Regions from separate parts of the Mus musculus genome. Here region 1 is linked to region 2. Evidence: chromatin loops called from intact Hi-C (ENCODE). Cell type or tissue: left cerebral cortex. All regions are shown on one strand. Links, peaks and the distances in the headings refer to the core of each region. The heading gives the core; the rest is flanking DNA.

Region 1 (16,700 bases), core at 6,200-11,199, 410 kb before region 2:
TGGTATTGATGAGAACCACAGCTCACAGGTGTTGGATGAATCAGTGAATGACCGCCCATCAACTTCCTAGCCTGGCACCTAGCATACCTTCCATCCCCTCTCATGCCTGGGGTACCAGATAAGCCTTTTATCCTCCTCTGGCCTTGGTTTACCAGTTTCTCGATGTGTGAGGCCTTTGACCTACTCTCACCAATACAGTAGAATTGCAAGCCCCCATTGCTGCTCTCGGAGTAACTGTGGACCATCATAAACATAAGCTTTATTTCCCCAAGCATTAATATTTAATAAACTATAGATTGTGACCCATTAGAGAGTAGTGATTATGACCCATTAGTTTGGGGAGCACAGCCAGCATTTTAAAAATAAAAAGAGGGGAATCATAAAATAGAATAGAAACAAGAGTACTGCACTCAGTAAGGCTCAGCAGCGGAGGTTATGAGTCTTAGTGGAAGAGCACAGATTTCAAGCAAGACCCTCTGTGCTTGATTCCCAGCTCTGTATTCACAGACAGCTGGCTGGCTGTGGATCACTTCCTTTTAACCTTCCATAACTCAGCCTCTTCATCTGGACAAGCAGATGCAGTGATGGGAAGGCTGGGCCCAGAGTGCTCAAAGGATTATGTTAATTGGTAACAAAAGGCAGTGGAACGCTGTGTAGCAGGGTTGCTAAACTTTTGTCTTACATATTTATATGCACTGGATGTACTTGTACAGGGAGACACTTAGCAATGAGACCAAGAAATTGTGATAAAGGAAAAGAAGTTTTGAGGTAGGAAAAGTGGTTCATCAAGAAGAAAGGGAGCTAAGCTGGAGAGAATGTGATGGCTTGCATTAGAGGCCAGGCTCCAGACTCCTCCACAATTCCCAAGATGGTACTAGATTCTTCACCCACCACCTACCTACCTGTCTATTCCCCTCCCCCCACCTCCATCCCTCTCTCCCTCCCTAGGCTACTCTTCCTGTAGATATTTATCCTTCTGACATACGAGCATTGCAGCTCTGTGAGTGTCCCTTTAAACACCCCTCAGCTGTATCACATACACTTTGAAATGCCTGATTTTGCCTCTCTTTTGTTTGTGGCAAGTGTTTTCTGATTTGCCACTTGATTTTTGTTCTGTTCTGTGACAAACTGATGCTCTGAGTTTCCTTTTTATAAAACTAAATAAAATAACAAAATTAAATTCCAAATTAGCACAGAGAAAGAAATACTACAATTACAAGAAATGTTACAATAAGTGAAGAAGAACAAGAATCTGCAAGATGGAACAGTCAAAGAGACCATCAACCGAAAGTCATTTACAGCTGAAGCAAAAGCTGACAAACCTACACACACACACACACACACACACACACACACACACACACACATATGCACTCACCACTCATATGCACACACACTTACATGCCCACACACTAACACATACGCACTCACATACACATGCCCACATATACACACGTTCCCCCACACACACAAATACATAAGCGCACTTACATACACTCACACATACACATGTACATACACTCAATACATGCACATACACATGTACACACATGCATGCATGCACACCCAAACACATACATATATGCACACATATACATATGAATAAACACCTATGCACACATGTGCACACATGCAGCCTCTCTGGACCCTCCTATGCTTCCCTCATAAATGACCACACAAGTGGAATAGGAGGATACAGAATTTAAGAGAAAAGTCACTATTCAAGCCAATAAACAATTACTAATGCAGAAGTCCAAAATATGTGCCTACAAAGTCACTATACCAAGAGATAGGCTTAAGCACTGGAAGATTTTAGTGGTGACATTACCATAAACCTACCAAGACAGGAAAGTGATTAGAACCCGATTTAAGTATCTGAAGTACATTTTTAAGTGCAGAGGGGTACTATAGTGTATGCAATGTATCTTACATGTGTGTGCAAGACACCAATGTTAAGAAATAATCTTTAAAATCTGTGATTAAATCCACTGTTCCCAAGTCTTTCCCCAAACTGCGGTACCTCTTATTCTCGGGTGTGCTTTCTGGTGCTCCCCCCGCCCACACACACACAAGCATGGTGTTCTGGGTGACTGACTTTTTTGCCTGTCCTGGAGTTGGTGCCACAGCCCTCTTCATGGATTCAGTTGTATGTGGTGCCCCTCTTTGTTCCAAATGCTTTTCTTGCATATTGCTGTTTAGTAGGGATTTTAAAATTGTCACTGGGTCTTCAGTGAGGATTGCACCAAATTCCAATGTTATTCTCCAGTGTACTGCAAAACGTGAAGGGGGTTTTCCCATGTGTTTTTAATAGGTACATATTGCCAACAAAAAGTTTCCTCAGTTTCTACGTTTCTTAGACATTATGGGCTTTTAACATTTTAAAATAATTTTCTAATTTTTTCTGAGGTGATCATAAAGTTTGCTAAGATGATAATAAAATTACTAAATTTTCTAAAATTGGACTATATCCCTCAATTCTGGGGTAAAACCTACTTACATGGTGTAGCTTTGATTTGTTCTCTCTCTCTCTCTCTCTCTCTCTCTCTCTCTCTCTGTGTGTGTGTGTGTGTGTGTGTGTGTGTGTGTTTGTATGTATGTGTACATTTTCATCTAAATCATAGGGTTAACCTGTAATCTTTCTTTTCCTGCCCTACAATTTTATAGAAAACATTGGGAGGTTTAAATCAGATAATTATATGCCAAGCGTTGCGATCAGCATCTGTACATGAAAGACTATGGCTGTTGCTGTAATTAGGGCTGTGCGGCTGCTGTGCACAGCTGCATCTGCTTTTGTGCTCCTGCCTCATTCTTGATAAGGTTCGAAGCGACTTCTCTGTCTTTTATATAAGTAGCTGTTTGTTTTGTGAGATGCCCCCCACCTCCTTCTATTTTATTATCTTTCAGTTTACCCTTGATGTGTTCTCTTCTGCTCTGTCTTTGGTCTAATTTCATTGTGTCTGTTTCGTTATTTCTTTCTGTCACCCTGAGTTGGAAGTGCCTTCCTCGCTCGCTCGGAACGGCTGCTCCCTGTTTTCACAACACTCCTGTGGGAAGCTTCCTTCTGACCTGAGGACGCTTGCTTCTCAGGGATGTGATGTTTGGGCATCTTTAAAACCCCAAATATGTCAAGAGTCCATAAAAGGCTTCACTTTGAAGCAATGAATAAATTAGAGATTTGTTTATGCATTTGCAGACGAATGGTTTTTGTGTGTGCTTGCTCTCTGCTGCTTTCATTCAGTGGAAATGAGGGTTTGAGGAGGGAACCTTGGCTCAGATGATACACCGTGCATGATATAAGCTCATGAAATTTCCAGTGTAGCTAGTACAGCCAACTTTTATAAAAACAGTCTTGTACGTTTTAGAAATTAATCCATGTTGTACATTAATTTGCTGAACAGTTGGCAGACATAGCTTTTGGGATCCAGTCACCAGCTTGCTTGAGTCTGTTATTCCCTTCAGCCGGGTATGTGTTAGCCATGTAATTTTTCTTTTACTGTATCTGTAAGTTTCTGAGAGAAAATTCATTTCAATCACTTTGTCTTCATTGTCCTGTTGATTCTCTACATGTTGAAGCCGTTGCATCTGGTGCATTTTTTTCTGCCTGCCGTATTTCTCAGTGATCCATCCATTTATAGACCTCTGAGCCTTCTGCTCTTCTGATTGTTTTTCTGCTTGAATTCTGTTCTGTGTGCTGTTGATCGTGCTGCGAAGGCTGCCTGCTCGCCTCCTGTTAGCATTTTCAGTGTTGTTCAGGAACTAGAAAGAGACAACGCACTCCCTGCCTGCTCTCTATTTTATGTACAATTTTTTTTAAGTTTGAATTCAACATTGTTTTGTATTCTCAAAAATACCTTCTCCTTGTTTTACAACACTCTTGCTAATTACAAAACTTGATTTTAAATATTGTTAGTCCTGACTAGTAATTTTCTAGATATTCATGATAGCTGCCATAAGGTCAACATGCTATTTATGGCAAGTTATCTCTCCCAGACTCTGTCTTGGCAGAGGGTCAGAATGATCAGTGTCTGTGCTTTTCATTATTGCGCTTCTCACCGCTTTCTGGAAGTTTGATCCCTCATGCACGGGGCCTGCGAGGAGCATTCATCTATCTCTCTCTCTCTCTCTCTCTCTCTCTTTCTCTCTCTCCCTCTCTCTCTCTCTCTCTCTCTCTCTCTCTCTCTCTGTGTGTGTGTGTGTGTGTGTGTGTGTGTGATACTCATCTCTTTATAATGATAATCAAAGAAGGTTTACTCCAAATGCCTTATAACTCTGTCCTTAAGTCTGACAAGGGAAAGCACACCCTGAACTTACCTTTCATGTGGAAGAAAGTTAAAGGATGCTAATGAAAACTGTGTCATTGGTGAGGCAGTCACCTTAGAACCACAAAAATCAGTTCTGGAGTTGCCCTTGAGCATTGAGATGTAACCTGTCTTTTTACTCAATTTACCATAGGTTTGGTTTTTTTTTTTTCCATCTAAAAAATACAAAATGACAGTGGTAAAATGAGCCTACGCTCGTAATGAACTTAATTTTTCAAAAGGAAAAGGAAGAAGTAGGTTTAGCAGAGCCCCTGGGAAAGGGGACAGAGAGGCGGCTGAGGGAGCGAGGAGGTTCTGAAGAGGTGAGGTCTTGTTCAGTTTTCACAGCAAATGTCATCACCTCACTGAAGAAATGTCACACTATAAAAAAAATCAAAATGCAAGTTTTTCTATTTATTTTCATACTAAAGAGCATGAATAATGTTTGGCTGTCATTTTTTAAATTATGTACTTTTTCCTTTTGTGTTTTAAGGGTGTCACATTTCTCCTAAGTACTTGTCAACCGAAGAGCCTCATGTACATGTTTCCTGTCATCATTTTAATGCTTTTAAGTAATCCTAAGAAGTGTATGTTTGAGTGTGTGCATGACTGGGAGTGCATGTGCTAGTGTATGTGCGTGTGTTTAGAGGCAAAAACACAAGAACAGAAAGCTGGAAACCATAGGTGCAAAGAATCAACTGCTTTTCCTTTTACAGAGAAGCCTCTTCATGTAGTTGTTTTATGTGAGAGATTTCAAAAAAAAAAGATGTAGAAAAAGTTCTAATCAACTTCTGTACATTATGTAGAACTTCATTTTCTAAACTCTGCAAAAGAAAGTTTCATATTTAATGGGAAGTCATGAATTATTCCATTCATCATCCACTTCCTCCTTTCAAAGGCGCGATCTGGATAAAAGGCGGGGTGAATAATTTCAAAAAATACAATACATTTTTAATGGGAAGGTGCAAACCACAGACTCTCACGACTCCCAGCAAGAGTGCAAGAAACGGAATTTTACTTGCAAAACTCAGGAACTCTGGCACAGGCAAAGTGTGAGGCGTTCCCTGAAAACAGCCAGGCCGGACCCAGAAAACATGTTGGTCGGGTTGCCACACGGCCTTGCCTTTGTTGTAAGGCACAGGTTGTTCCCTAAGATTAGCTCTCCGGCTTTCTCTTCTCCTATTTTCCCATTTCACTCACCTTACATGGAGAACCAATTGCTTTATTTATAGAGATGAAAGCCGAAATAAAGAAAGTGGGTTTTTGTTTTGGGAGGGGCTTTTTTGAGAAAAACAACCTCAAATCTTATGATTTCAAAAATTGTGTAGGACACAACAAATTACATATAAAAAATAGTAGATACAATATTCTGTGGGTGGAGTTTTATGCTACCATAAATTATCATATTAATTTACACGAAAGTATTCAGTTGCTGTAGCAACATTAATACTTTGGTGTGTTTGTAGTCATGATATGTGAAATTAATTTTTACTTCACATTCAGTGTTTATCAGGACACAATATAATAAAATTATATTACCTACTGAGTTCCTTTTTCTCACTAAAAGTCACTTTAGAAACTGTACTTCTTTGTTGGCTCTCCAAGGGTTGAAAATTACAGTGTCGTTTGAACCACAACAAACAAAACTAATAAACAAACAAACAAACAAACAAACCAAACACCATAAATCTCTGTGTCTGCTCCTTTTACCCAAAGGTGTTCATTCTGGCTTAATATTCATTCCCTGGAAAAACTCTTAAAAGGGCACTCGGTGCACAGCGCACTCACTCTGCCTGGTTCCGCAGTTGCTGCTCTACTCTAAGGCAGTTTCACCCTGACCCTCTTACAAAGGTTTGCAAGTAGTTAGATGCTATACAAACCTGGATACTTATATAAGGGCTCTCTTCCAGGCTTTTATACGAAACTCTCAAAGAAACTTTGTAAAAATGTGGATACAATTTGAGATTTTATTTCTCAACAAAAAGATGTCTACTGCTAAAATACTGCGTGACAGCTTTTGTGGATAGCTAGTTCTCTGCATGACAGCTTTTGTGGATAACTAGTTCTGTGCCATTGCTGGGTGCATTGTTGATTCGTGCTCAACTAATGGTGGCCACTGTGATTCAAAGATTTGAATGAATGGAAATCATTTGGGTAAATCATTTTTAGTGTGATCAATACATTTTTAAATGCCTTTATATTATTAAGAGAACTATTTAAAGTCATTCGAAGGGCTGCGGTCCTGTGCTGCTTGCTGAATCAAATCCATCCTCTTGTGATGTCCAGTAATCATGGCCAGCAAGACATTGCTGGGTTGATAAACAACCCCTGGTCTCACCAGAGTCACTGCACTGAATGCCAAATGTCAGTGCTAATAATGGAATGTGTGACCTAACATTCGCTTATTGCTACAGAAATATTTCATGTATTCTAAAATGAAGTTACCCGTCTAGAAAGAAATTCTTGTTGGGAGGATTTTTTTTGTTAACTATGTCTTTAAATGTTGTATTACCCAAAAGAACTATATTAGTAATAATTCTACCTTATTACTAGGTTTCTTTAAAAAAAATTTAAAAGAAAAAAAAAGATGTGCTTGAATTAAGTAGAATTTTTCAAATAATATTTTGTATTCTGTACCTGTGCTGTGAAAATGTCAAAATTTTATGCTTTCTACTTTATTAATAGATATGAATTTGTATTTTCCTAAAATATAGATAAAAACTTGCATGAGTAACAGGTTTTCCAAAGATTCAAATATGTAAACTTACAACTGGTATTGGTATTACATATCAATTCTATTCACTGTCAATGTGCTAGATTTTATTTTTTTTTAAATTAGTAGGTTAACCTAGATACCTAATTGGATCTAAATCTAAACTGAAACAAAATATTCTATTGTATTAATATCTAATTGCAATATTTTTATTTTCATTTTTAAAAGCTTACATAATGGATTATACCACACTTATTTAAGTGGTTATTCTGAAGAAAATTTTTCAGAAAACATAAATTAATACATGCTAGGTGTTAATTATTTTAATCGTTGTAAAGAGAATTTTACCTAAAATTATGATAACATGTAAAATATGTAATGATAGAAGGCATAGCACGATACTTAAACATATAAAATTATTTTTAAAACTTTATTTTAAATATATACCCATAACCTTCATAAAGAATGAAAGTTGTGATTCTAATTATGCCATTAAAATTCTTACCACATAATTAGTCATAAATAAAATAGCATGAGAAGTTCTTTATTGGAATGTATATTTAAAAATATGTGCATTATTCTTCACGTTTTGAAATATCTAGAAGAATCAGTCATGCTAATCCTAATGAATAATCCAAATTATAGTGACTAGTCATAATTAAAGAGAGTTTTAAATTTAAATATACCAAAATTCTGCTTTTCAAGATATTAACATGGAAGAGCTAAACTTAACCATATAGAAAATCAATTGCACTGTTAATTTGTAGTTAGTGGCTGTACAGATAAGCAATGTGGGTTTCTGAGAAACCGTCACAGTTGCAAAGTGTTTGCATTTTCCTTACTAGGTATGAGTGCTTACTACTGATAGTGCGCCCCAATTCTTCCATAAATGAGAACTAAATGATTTGAAAACGTTGGCCTAACATGCTACTTAAAGCAACGGGGTATGGCTCACTGGACTCATAGACAGCTTCCTCCTTTGCCCTTGTCACGTGGATCAGCTAGGATGCCATGCATAACTTTACATGTATATTATTTGGGTGCCACCTTGCTTGCATATCAGTTAAAATAATATCTGTATTAAGATGAAAACTCAAAGTTATCAGATTTACATGATGTGACTGCAGTTTGCTAAATTTCCAGTAGATGCCCCCAGAGACCAGTCAACTCACTGGAAACCTTGGCGCTTTTTAAAGGAAGGGATGTTTGGTTTGTTTGCTTGTTGGCTTGTTTGTTTGTTTGTTTGTTTTTGTTTAATGTTTAAAACTTTGTACCTGACTCTATTTGGAAGTACATGGAAAATAAAATAAAAGCCCTTAAAAGTGCAAACCCCCATTCATTTGTTACTTTCCAGTATGTAGTGTACATATAGGACGATTCTCAATCAGTATTCGTCATCACTGTAACTAATTTTTAATTAGTTTAAAGCAGACATTTAGATAATGAATGCTGTCGTTGTTCACTGAAATTCCATTTATTTTTGAAGTAAAGTCATTCTAAGTGCTATGATAGTTTTTATTTTATCTCTTTCCTCTAGCTTTATGTATTTATAGAGAAATGCTTGCCAATGTTTGTTGTTGCTGTTGTTGTTGTTGTTCAGCTTTTGGAGAAAAAAAAATTGCAAGAGTGAAAAGTATTGAACCAGAGCTAGGCACTTATGCAATCCGTGTGAGTGTGTGCATGAAAATAACTTTTTGTTTCATTTTGATCGTGTGTAATATCTACCTACACTGGAAAGCAGAGGTAAGAATAGCAGTTCACTTTATTTCGTGGAAATTATATTAACTGAGGCTGTTTCGGTATTCATTAAGTCAGTGTAATTATCCCGCAGGTGATTCCAATAACATTTATCCCTCCAATATGAGCGTAAGACTGTTAAAACCGACAGATATCCCACTAGTGGCTTATAAATATTAACTTAATGGAATAAAAGTATTAGCCTGACTTTTGATGAGCTCTTACAGATCTTTCAAGTTTATCTTTGTCGAATTAAATAAAATTTTTATGATCTTGTTTTAAAGTATGTTTTTTCCTTATTGAACTGTGCTTGAAGTCTCTGAATGTGAAGGTTCACTCTGATAGTCTGATTCCAGTTTAGCCCGTAAAGAAATGCGATAAATTTATTCCCCACATATTTGGAGAGGTAATAGTGCTTGGGTTTTAAAAGTCCATCTCTAGCTAACTCACGTTCACGTGCAAAGAGAATAAGCGGACCATGCCCGTCTGCTTCCCCTTTACCAGCTCTGTTTGTAGAAGGGTTTGGTTTTCATTCTTATTAAATGTTTGCCAGTGTGCTTCCTTCATACCCTCCAATAAGACTCCGCTATCGAATCCATTTGTCGTGGATGCCATCACCTGCCAGCCCCTCGTTTTAAGAAGAAGGCTCCTCTGGGACGGTCTCAGAATGACTCTGGTCACCTTTCCTGGCCCAGTTTGAACACAGATTAGCTCAGATAAAGACTACGTGATTCAAACAGGGTATTGCATCATAGTTGTCAGAATGTATCAAATTTTTAAACAAACAGTGCAATTAAGCAGAACACTGTAGAGAAGATGAAGAAGGGCGAGGTTGTCTATGTAACTATGGGAGAGTGGAAAAATTATGAATCAGGGGCAGAAAGAGTTCTGTCCCCTGCAAGCTTCTATGGCTTTGGGCAACACAAATATTTTTAGAGGAGTTTTGATGCAAATTGAAATAACCAGATCGCCATTGAGTGGTGCCTTTAAATAGCAATAGACACCATGTAGATAGAACTACATCTAGTTTGAAAATCCATTCCCCAGCTGCAGATCCCATCCCGGTGTCTTAGTTAGGACTTCTACTGCGATGAGGAAACATCATGACCAAAAGCAACTTAAGTAGAAAGGGTCCACTTGGCTTCCCCTTCCACATCACAGTTTATCACTGAAGGCAGTGGAACCAGGGCCTTAAAAGGGAGTTGGGGGGATCTGAAGGCAGGAGCCGATGCAGAGGCCACGGAGGGGTGCTGCTTACTGGCCTGCTCTTCATGGCTTGCTTAGCTTGCTTTCCAAGGCCACCCAGGGGTGAGATCACCCACAATGTGCTGGGCTCTCCCACATCAATCACTAATTAAGAAAACACCTTCCTCTCTAGTGGCCCTCTAGCTTATGTTGGGTTGATGTAGCTGACATGGCACCGAAGTCTGATGTGCCTCTGTGATCACTTCCTGGAACACACTTATAGGTGGTTGATGTGGCCAGTAATGGCCTCACATTTATCTGCATACCCCTTGTTCTCTGTGAGCACTGGCGTCAAATTCCGTAATATGAAATCCTTTCAGGGGGTTCCCAGAGTTCTCTTTTCCCCCTTGTATAAATTTTTATTCTGATGCCTAAAAGCAACATATTTTAGTTTAGACCAATATTCATAAATGTTTTGGTGTGTCACTAAAACTGAGGAGTAAAACAATCAGGTCCCAAGGAAAAATGATTAAAAAGGTGACAAAATTCTATTGTCTTTATATTTAAAATAAACAAACATTTGCACAAAGCAAGAGAACTTTGACTACAGTTGTCTATTAAGAAACAGAAATTTGAAGAGTTCAAATATACTAGCAAGAACTGACGCACACTGTTACTTCCAAATAATCAAGGGATCTTAGTAAATAAAGATTTACATTAACTATGAAGGTCTGAATGGGAATTTATTGAGTAGGTTGACATCACTGATTTTTCTTCATCCTGGGTTTGAATAACAGGGCTTATTTGATGATACATAAGTTTACACATGTGCAAACCTATGTGCCAAATCAAAACGTCAGCATAGTTATAGATACATATTGAAATATTGACTGTTAGAGCATCTTCGTGAAGAATGGCCATTTGAACATTCACTAGATATTTTTGAAATGGATGCCAATTGCATCTCGTGGATGTTTGGAAGCTGAAAGCTATCTCAGACATAATCTCAGTCCAGCCTTTGGTGGGGCTTTGGGAATTTAGGGCCATAGGGAGCAGCAACTGATCATGACTAAATTAAGTGGAAGTGGCCTTATTGGAAGGGTATTATTTAGTAACTAATTAGGTGGAAATTAGGAGAGAACTTGGTCCAGAAGGAAAGGCCAAGTCATAGCACCCTTAACAGACGGTGGATAGCAAGAACAGCCCCAACAGTGTTCCTAAGAAGCCATTGCCTCCTTGAATGAGCTGTAGTCCTGCTTTCATCCTGTTTCCCAGACAGTGTCTGTGGATCAACACTTTACCTCAGTACTCATCCTTTTGGTAAAAAGGCCCTGATTAAATTACTAAAATTCTTGACCCACAAATAACTTATCTCCAGTGGGACTGGTTATTTTCATCTATTCTAGAATGCTGCTAGCTGTGGGGGGGGGGCCTCAATGCTGGGCAGGTCACCTGCAGCAAATGACCCTTTTCCATCTCTCTAGGCCAACAAAGGAGGCCTGGGGTGCTTGTCTGCATTTGTTTCTCACCTGATCTTGCAGGAGTGGCTCTTATGATGCTCCAACTTAGTGTTTAAAGCCAGCATTTCACTTTTCTTTATGTTTGACCCAGGAGGTCTTCTCACATACATGGTGAGAGCCTCCAACACACAGAGATAGCATCTCTTATTTTAAGAAAGGTTGGCGTTACAGCCTCCATCCTCTGAGGCCTTCTGGACTGCCAATCACATATATCCTCAGATTCCACAAACTCCAGTTAATCATTTTCAAAGTCCAATCAACCATTTGTTTCCCCTCTTTAGAATATGACCCATTGTCAATCTGCTTCTTCACGTTGGTAACACCAGTCACCAAGTCATGCCACCACCACATGCCATCACCTAAATACATTTTGGAGCCAACAGCTTCTCTACCTCCTGTGCCCTGGATCCAGACCTACAGCCTTTCTCATGAGTGGCCAGCAAAGCCCACTATCTCTCCTCGAAGCTTCCGGGCTTGTCCTCCTCCACTCCTTCTGTAGGATCAGGTGTGAAGTTCAGAGTCACGGACTCTAAGTCTAATATATATATGTATGTATATATATAACTTCATTTTAATTCCTGGCCCTCAGCATTAATCCTCCCTAGTGTCAAAATCTTATCTTGTCACTCAGATAAAGCCAGACCAGTGTGGTGATCTTTCTCAACATTCAAAAGCCACTTACCATCACCTCTCCTCCTACAACAGAAAAACAAAACAAAACTAAACAACATTGCACTCAGTGTGGGAGCCAAAAGGCAATAGAATTACTGGGTCCCACAAACGAAAATATATACGAAAGTTCAGCTTTAGTCCTAAAAAGTCAGAAACTTATCTTTTAGTGTCCATATCTCTGATGCAGTATCTTCCTTTCCTGAACAAGATGGCAACCAAAGGCAGTGTTGGTTTGCAATATAGCAGGGTGGCGTTTGACCCAGTTCTGACCAGTAAGGCATAAACGAGGAGCTGCTACTTACAGAAATGGTTTCGCTTTCCCCCACAGATAAGGAAAACCATGCCACCGAGTCTCCTTTCTTCTCATTTTAAAAGTGATCTGTAGCAGCTTGATAGTGATCAGCAAAGCACAGAGAACAAGATAATCCCAGAGATATCAGCCTTGAATCCACCAGGCCACTCAGCCAGACCTTCCCCTATGCGCCATTAGCAGGTATCTAGAAGCTTTGGTTTTCTAAGCTTCTGGAAGGCAAGCTCTCTTACTGAGTGTATTCCTGAGCTATGCAGTCCCACAGAGGTGGCCAGGTGCATCTCTGGCTGAGCTTCGCCATCAGCTCTGCAGATGAGCTAGCCTGAGCTGCCACATCTCTCCAGCACAGCTTGTGTCTTGGGTCTGTCCCCATGTGCAGCCTATACATAGCCTTTTAGCATACAAACCTTGCTGCTGTTTGAAACTATGGTGGCAGGAATTGTGGCCCTCTCTGTCCAAAACCTTCAGTGTGGCACACAGAGCACCTGGGATGTTATGGTGTCCCTCTCGTGTTGTCCTAGGTCCTTGAGAAATTAAAGGGCCAGCTGTCTTCTGCTTAGAACCTGAGAGTTGGTTGTTTCCATATGCCCTGTGCTCAGGGAGATGGACAAGGAGATAGATGGTGGTTGTCCTCATACCTTCATGCATCCCACAAGAGATGGGCACAGTTGCCCCCTCCCTCCCAATTCTTCTGGATATTACAAGAAACCGAGTTCCATTTCTACCTCGCCTAGTATTTGAGGGAGGGGGGTGGGAGAAAGGGGGTGTGGCCCATTCACAGGTTCACTCCTGACCCTTCTATTCTGGGCCCTTTTCACTGGATCAGAGGACATGGCAGGAAACAGAAATCATGCATTAGTCTTCTCTTTTAATCTTAGAATCACATGATGGCTCTTAATTTTTTGGTATAGGAAGATAGTTTCTTTACTCTCTATCAGTTATTTCTGTAAATAATCTGGTTATCAGGTGGGAGAGAGCTAAAGTTCAAGTTCATGTAGGACGATCCTTCCAGACACTTCTCAAATGCAGCCATGTGGATGGGGTGGAGCTCGGGAGGAATGGTCCCTAGCATGCTCAAAGACTCCATCCATGTTCCACTCCTAGCTTCACAATAATAATAACTATCCACAGGTGCATCCTGTTAATGTAGCCCCGATCCAGCCTCCTCGGCAGCTAGCTCTGCCACTCTTGGCCTTAGCAACCTCAGTGTCTCACCACACTTAGCTTCCCTCCATACCTAAGCAGGGCCACTGCATGAGACATTCTTGGTAGGCGGGTAGGTTTTGTTTTCAAACCTCCAGTGAATCCAATGCATAGCTAGAAGGTGAGAACCAACCACCACAGGGTTAGTATTTCCCAGAGAGTTTGCACACACGGTATTTCATGGGTTCCTAGAAGAGTTCTGCAATGTGGTTAGGACTGATGCTAATACAGGCTTTTACACAGGGAAAGGAATGGGATTCAGGGATGTTCAGGTAGGGATGTCAGGGCATGTCGGGCTCCACATCAGAACTCCTGATTTTGAGTGATCAGGTAGATTCCACCGACCCTCAAGCCTGTATTGCCAGTAGTCAGTTCCCCATCAGATCAATTGTCCTAAACATCGAACTGTCTTCTTTTAAAGAAAGAACATACAGTAATTTACTTGAAACTATCTTTTAATATCTACTTGTTCTTTTGGTTAAACAGTGACTACCCCATATGTTCTCCATAAGCATGTGTATTCTTTTTCCTTTTGTTTCTTTCCTTTTGTTTTTTGTTTGTTTGTTTTCAGACAGGATCCTTCTACAAAACTCTAGCTGGCTTGGAACTCAGCATGTAAAATCACAGAGATCTGCTTGCCTCTGCCTTCTGAGTGCTGGGATTAAGACCGGTGCCACCACACCTGGCAGCACATGTAACTCTTAAATAAACATTTTCAATCATTGTTTATTATGTGTCTGTTTAGTTGTTGTCTGTGTCTTCCCTTGAACAGGCATACAGATTTTACAAGGGCACTGACTCTTTTTGGCCTAGAACAGTACATCTTGGCGGGCGGTGGGGGGGGGGGGGGGAGGAGCTGCAGAGATGGCTGAGTTTGGGGGCTCAAAAGTTAAATCACTTGCCACTCGAGCATAAGAACTGGAGTTCAGATCCCCAGACCTCACACATATGCCAGAGAGTGTATCCACCTGCCTTTAACTGCCGTTAACTCAGGGAGTGGAGACAGAGTGTCTCCAGAACAAACTGGCTAGTAAAACTAGCTGCATCTGTAAGATCTGGGTCAGACTTAGAGACCCTGCCCCCAAGAATAAGGCTCGAAAGTGATCATGGATGTCCCTCACATCAACCGCAGGCCCCCACCCGCAGGCACACACACATGCATTTGTACTTTCACACATATGCAAACAATGCACAACACACATATGCACCCAACACACATAAGAAAATGGAAAAAGTAGGTATTTCATCATGAGAAAGCCGGTAGGGATTTGTGGGATAAATACAACAGAGAGTCATCTGTTTCTTTATCCGTGCTTATGAACAATAAAGTATGTGTTAGGAGGTTTTTATTTGGTTTTATCTTTTGAGACAGGCTCATACTATGTAGCCCAGGCTGAATTCAAATGAACAATCCTCCTGTCTCGGCTTTCCAAATTTCCAAATTTACTAGGAAGTGAATTTCTATTTGTTTATCTACTTACTTAATAATTGAGTTATCAAACCATTCATTTGATCCTACCTGTATATATATACACATATGTACATATACATACATATATATATGTGTGTGTGTATATATATATATATGTATATTATATATATGTATCTATACACACACACACACATACACACACACACTATGGTATTTCAGTAATTGTTTAAAACATTAAATGCAGAAGCATGATTGACTGGAAATGGCCAAATTCCAATAACAGATTGTAGAACTACATAATACAGAAATTAATGGACTTTTAATATTCAACAAGTTTTTTTTCTTGTTGGTCTTCTTACTTGGCTGGCAGGTCTGTTTGGTCTGCTGATAGGTTGGTTGGTTTGAGCAGGGGTGTGTGTAGAGGGTAGGGTAGGGAGTGGACGTGTTTGTATTTGTCTGTGTGTATGAAAAAAAAACTTTGAATAGTTAAAGTAACACATTTGTCCTTTTCAGAGGTGCGGTTACATTAACACAACTGTGTTAGGTAAGCTCTCTGCATCCTTCTAAAATGGAAGTTGCTTGATTTGTCACAAAGATCTCTTGATAGTTTTCATGCTTTCGCTGAGGAAGATGAGTAAGAAAGCCTGTCTGGTGTTTAGAGATTGAGAACCCCTCTCTGGTCTAAAATGGCTGGTGTTCTGCTCGTGTTCCCAGCCACAGGAACTCATACAAGAAGAGCATCTGCGTGGACATGCTGCGAGATGGGTTCCACAAGTCCTTCACCGAGCTCTTTGCACTGATGGAACAGTGGGATAAGCTCCGGGAAGCTGCGAAGGCACAGTCCCTCTTCTGGCAGCAGAGGCCTCTGGAGGACCAGCCGGACAAGCTAGACAATTTCTACCACTACCTGACCAGGGCCGAGGCTGCCGAGAGGAAAGGTAGGTGCTGGGATGTGGGGTTGCACCCCAGGGAAGATTCCAAAATGTCACCCTATGAATTTGATACATTAAGACAAATCACACAGTTCAACCTATTCCACTGAGTGGCTTTAAGGCTAAATGACCAGCTACAAAGACATTCTGCAGATGTCATTGCAAGCCTGGGAAGACAGTGTTCTACCAAACATTTCCATAAGTTTCCAACAGGTGTAAACCTGTCCTATCATTGAGAACACATCCTGATTTGTCTTTGTGTTGTATGAATATTGACCAGTTTTCAAGGCACTGTCACATAAAAACCACACAGACATAGTTTGTTTTAGCATCTATGTAACGAGCGTTCAAAGTTTTGTCATGAGATCCTGTCAGCTTGGATTAGAAAATGGTAGTATTTAAAAAGACATGAAAAGCCTGTAATTTCTAGGGTATTGTTAAGGCTGTAATCCCAGCACTTGGGACAAAGAGACAGCTTATTCTGAGTTTGGGGTTAGCCTCAGCTACATTGTGAGACACTTTTTCAGAAGAAAGGGGAAAATAATATGCAACCCATGATTGTGGCTTCAAAAGTTAATTTCCTATGTTTCACAAAATCATTTTAAGGCATTCTTTTGCCATATTTTAACACTTTTTTTATAAAGTTGGTGTTTTATATTTAAAGTGTTATGTACTTAATACTCTAAAGTATTTAAGAA
Region 2 (5,000 bases), core at 1-5,000:
AGGGATTAGAAATGAGAGTGTGTCTTCCCGAAAGAGTTCTTTTGAACTTGTTTCAGTATTGTGCTGCTTTTATGAGCGTGGCATTGGACGATGCACAAAATATTTGATGTGCACTTATATGCACAGAACCAACGGTAACAATTTGTCTAGCACAGAACTTTCTGGTATTGCTTTGCCCTGGAAGGTCCCACAGTGCCACCTAGTGCCATGGGTTTCCTTTGCATTGTTTTATAAATTTAAAAAGTCCACTGCTCAAATTTTTATAGAATGAGTCACGAAAGCAAATATGTGGATTAAGCAAGATTATAAACGCAATGATACGAGGATCTTGGTTGTATAAAAAAATCTGTTATGTAGATTTCCTGACTTAAGAAATGGTTATTATGGGGCCTAGCAAACACAGAAGTGGATGCTCACAGTCAGCTAATGGATGGATCACAGGGCTCCCAATGGAGGAGCTAGAGAAAGTACCCAAGGAGCTAAAGGGATCTGCAACCCTATAGGTGGAACAACATTATGAACTAACCAGTACCCCGGAGCTCTTGACTCTAGCTGCATATGTATCAAAAGATGGCCTAGTCGACCATCACTGGAAAGAGAGGCCCATTGGACTTGCAAACTTTATATGCCCCAGTACAGGGGAACGCCAGGGCCAAAAAGGGGGAGTGGGTGGGTAGGGGAGTGGGGGTGGGTGGGTATGGGGGACTTTTGGTATAGCATTGGAAATGTAAATATGCTAAATACCTAATAAAAATGGAAAAAAAGAGACTTACACCCTTGATAATTCAAATTAAAAAAAAAAAGAAATGGTTATTATTCCAGCTCACATCAGGAAACTGTCGACGAGTGTTGCATTGTGTGTAGACTGATGGAGTTACTGTGGGCTCTGTCCAGGGTAAATGCCTTCCCCCTTTTATTGTTTGTCCCTCTGTAAGCAGTTAAAGGCCATATTCCCAGGCTGCTTCTGAAGTTCACTAACCAACAGTGTATACCACAGAGCCTACCAATTTCAGGGAAAACCATATGTTCACTTTTTATATTAGAATTGAGAGGACTCAGAGAGGAGTGAAGTGACTTCTGTGTATAAAACATAAGTCGAATAGAAGAATACTCTTTGGGGAGAAGAGCACTAAGAAACGCAATTGAGAAAGGACAGGCAAAGTTCCGGGCAGTCCGGATGATATGATGGCCGGAAGACAGCCTGGGTCATTCGCTACCCGATGGCGGGAGGTCGGGATGGGTGGATACTGATGTGCTGTTTGTCATTGGAAGGACTCATTAAAAACAATCTCATGATTTAGTGGAGTACTAGAAAATCCTGCTTATCATCCTTTTAAATTTTCTGTACAATTAATTTTTTCCTAATGAGATCCCTGTGCTATTTTGTGCAAGGAAAGCATTTCAGTTTTTCCTTATGATAGCCATCCATATTGAAAACACTAATTTTCTAATCAAGAGACCATTGTTAGGAGATGGGTAACCATGTGCCTTGTAAGTTCTTCCTTTTAGAAAACTATATGTTGTGTATGTAGGGGGAGTGTTACTACTTAGCATATAAACTACAAGAATGGAGAGAATTTTGTCAATCTGTATCCTTAACTTCTAGAATAGTGTCTGTCACATTGTAAGCACCCAAAAAGAAATCAGGCAATTAAAGGTTTATCCCGCAAGTGTGCAGACCAGCATTGGGACTCCCCAGGACACACATAAAAGCTAAGCAGGCATGGTGGCTGTCTAGAATCCCAGCACAAAGGTGGGAAACACAGACAGGTGATCCCAGGATGCACTGGCTCGTGGAGCAGCCAAAATCTGTGAGCCTCTGGTCAGCCACAGTCCCTGCTTCAGTAAGAAGCAGCACACATGCACATGGACACATACATCCATGTACATGGTACCACCCATGTATGAACATACATGCATACCCACATGCATCTGAACACTTAGCACATCACATATACTAAAAAAGAAAGAAAGATAGTTGTTGAATGAAGGAGGAAATGAGAACATGCAACATTGTATAGCTGCAGCACAACACAGTCATGAGAAAGTATATGGTGGGATTTTACTTAGGTTGCCTACGTAACTGTAGCTGCAGTTATGTCCTTATGCCTGCTGCCATTAACACATGAGCACTGATAAGAAATAATTCCTGGGCTGGAGAGATGGCTCAGTAGTTAAGAGCACTGACTGCTCTTTCTGAGGTCCTGAGTTCAAATCCAAGCAACAACATGGTGGTTCACAACCATACATAATGAGATCCGACGCCTTCTTCTAGTGTGTCTGAAGACAGCTACAGTGTACTTAGACATAATAATAAATAAAATCTTTGGGCCAGAGCAAGCGGTGCTGGCCAGAGCGAGCAAGACCTGAAATTCAATTCCCAGCCACATGATGGCTCACAACCATTTATAGCTATAGTGTTCTCATATACATAAAATAAAATAAATAAATCTTAAAAAAAAGAATTAATTCTGATTTCATAATATCAAAAACGGTCATATATGTTTCAAATGTTTGAACGTGTTCAGTTTTTCTGTCTCTCTTTTTTGTTATTCTTACTGAAAACATATTCCCCTGAGCCTCACTTACAGATCGGGCACACAAATTCAGTCACACTAGGTAATAAGAGCAGTGTTCTGTTTCCTTTTATATTTCAGTTACTGATAACTGTCGTTTGAACTGATGTCGGCTGTGGCTGAAAGTCTTGGAGTTGTAATTACATTGATCATCATGCTAATTGTTCATTAGGTATACTCGCTTCCTAATAAGTTCAATTCTATAAGTGGTATTTTATAGCTGCCTGGCAGGAGAAATCAGTTTATAAGCTGGAGCTATATTGTTTTACTCTAAATGGCTCATGGTTCTTACTGATGTGATGTGCATAGACTTGAAGTTGTTGGACGGTAGATTTTGGGTGTTTTGTTTTGTTTTGTTTTGTTTTGTTTTGTTTTTTAACTGTCAAAGTGTGTAGAAGTTGCCCTCTACTGGGGAAGTAGGAAAATTATATTGACATAGATTTTTTTCAGTTTCTGTAAAGACCTAGTTTTAAGCATGTTTGCAATTTTTCTACATCTCTAACTTGCTGTGGTAACATCAGCCCTCGGAAGGCGGAAGCTGAAATACTGTTGAATTTGAAGGCCCCCTCAGCTCTGTAGGAAGATCTTGCCTTAAAATCCTAACAACAGTAACAAGAGCAGATGGGACCAGGGAGCAGACTCCCCGGATGAAAGTGCTCGCTTTGCAAGGCTGGCATCCTGAGTGTCACCCCTGGGTCCACATCCGGGCAAGGCCAGGCACAGTGTGCGTGTCTGTGACCCCAGCACTTCTACCAAAATAAGGAGGCCAAGCCAGGAGAAGTAGCTTACCTGGACATATATAAACATACACACACAACCAGTAAATATATGATGTGACTATAGATAGAGCTATTTCTGCTCCGAATTTTCTTTTCCTTATTTACAAAATCCACTAAGACTTTAGAGGTGATTGTATTGGGAAGAGTCTTAGCTGAAACATTAAGGGTAATTTGCTGTATATAATTATGCAAAATGAGTCATTGCTGTTTTTAACCATTTGCCTTCAGAGTGAAAGTCTAATACTTTAAAAGTTCTTTCCAGAACTTATTTGTGTTTTCTTAACTAACACAGTTAAGTTTGTGCCTGTTGACATGGTGTGTGTATGTGTGTGTGGTACGTTTGTGTGTATGGTGTTGGTGTGTATTGGGGGTATGTGCTGAGCAGGGTTCACTCATCCCACATTTGGAGGTCAGAGGACCACGTTGGGTGCTTTAAGACAGGATTTTGTTTGGCTTTCCTGTGGTTTGCTGCTGTGGATACCTGGCTAACTGGCCCCTGAGCTTCGCATCTAGCCTCAGGGAGCTCAGATTACAAAAGTGCTACTGTTCTGTACTTTCCATGGACTCTGGAGCGGTAAACCCAGCCCTGAGACTTCATGATAGATACTCTGCAGCCCCAACTGCTACGTGATCTTGTTCAACTCTTTATAACCCCTCACCCCTCCCTGCAAATGGTGTTTGGTAGTCATTGCTCTAAGTGCTCTGCTGGCCCAGTCTGCTTCCCTTCCTGTTTCCAGCCCAGCGAAGCTTAGGGCAGCACTAGCACTCACTGCTCCAGAGAGAATTTGCATCGGAGATCACTTCGAAGTTGATATTCCAGGGCTGTTGGTTTTTTTTTTTCCTTCTACCCACTGATATTTAATTTTAAATCATGTGCACTAAGTAGGGAGTGATTCTCAACTGTCATTGATGGTGGGAGGTAGGTAGGAAACTGACTTTGAAAAGACAGCCTGGTACCCGAACCCTCCCCTTTGTGTTGTGGGTAGGGAGGAAGAGTCAGGACCAGTGATGCTCACAGGAGGCGGGGATATTTTTTAGAGGCATTGGTTAATTCATCGCCTGTGGACTGGAACCTCTCAGAGTAAAAACGTTGTGGGTTTCTTTTCTCTGCTGGAGGGGTGATTCTGATAAGGAATATTGTAAAAACTGGAGTAAACCAGATGCATGATGCACGAGACAAAGCAGATGGCATGCAGTTGTCTCTGTTCAGCGTTGATCGGCACCCAGCACTGGAAGCAGAGTGTGTTGCCAGTTAGACACATCCAGAAGCAGTAGAGTAGCTTTGCCAAGCCCATTCATTTCACACGAACAGAGATCTCTTCTGTCTGTGTATATTAAAACTTTGGAGTAAATCTGAACAATAGTTTTAATTAAACTATTATTTTCAAAGCATTATTTAAAGAGAAGTCAATTTCAAGTTATCTAGAAGGCTGGACTGTTTTTATTTACTTCCTCCTCCTCCTCTTCCTCCTCTTCCTCCTCCTCATCTTTTCCTCTTCTTGGTCTCCTTTGCATCCAGAGGCCTGAATTAAATCCCTGGAGTCCACATTTCCCCCATTACCTTCTCTCTGTCCCTGTTGGCCATCACTCTGTCATAGCCACCACCTTGCACACATCTACCTTTTGTGAACTTTGTAGACATGTT

Evidence for each region. A loop is a pair of places that touch in the nucleus more often than their neighbours do. Peaks named below come from ENCODE experiments on the same cell type or tissue, not always from the same donor. Only the 100,000 strongest peaks of a DNase experiment are listed, where the experiment ranks them.
Region 1: a loop joins it to region 2, with 7 times the contacts of the local background. A loop is called at or near these places in 25 of 42 quality-filtered maps.

What each region holds. Positions count from the first base shown.
Region 1 is chr8:78,230,315-78,247,014 of GRCm38, forward strand. It overlaps Ttc29 (tetratricopeptide repeat domain 29), which reads left to right. Exons shown (of 14, transcript NM_183096.3): 6 at 15,785-16,008. Among named protein-coding and RNA genes, the nearest start is that of Ttc29, 25 kb to the left of the region's middle. In left cerebral cortex, for the core only: a CTCF peak has its summit at 8,153; a DNase peak (open chromatin) is centred at 8,143.
Region 2 is chr8:78,648,900-78,653,899 of GRCm38, forward strand. The region is part of intron 5 of Slc10a7 (solute carrier family 10 (sodium/bile acid cotransporter family), member 7); the gene reads left to right. Among named protein-coding and RNA genes, the nearest start is that of Gm39203, 23 kb to the right of the region's middle. In left cerebral cortex, for the core only: CTCF peaks have their summits at 195 (motif pointing left) and 2,986 (motif pointing left); DNase peaks (open chromatin) are centred at 198 and 4,495.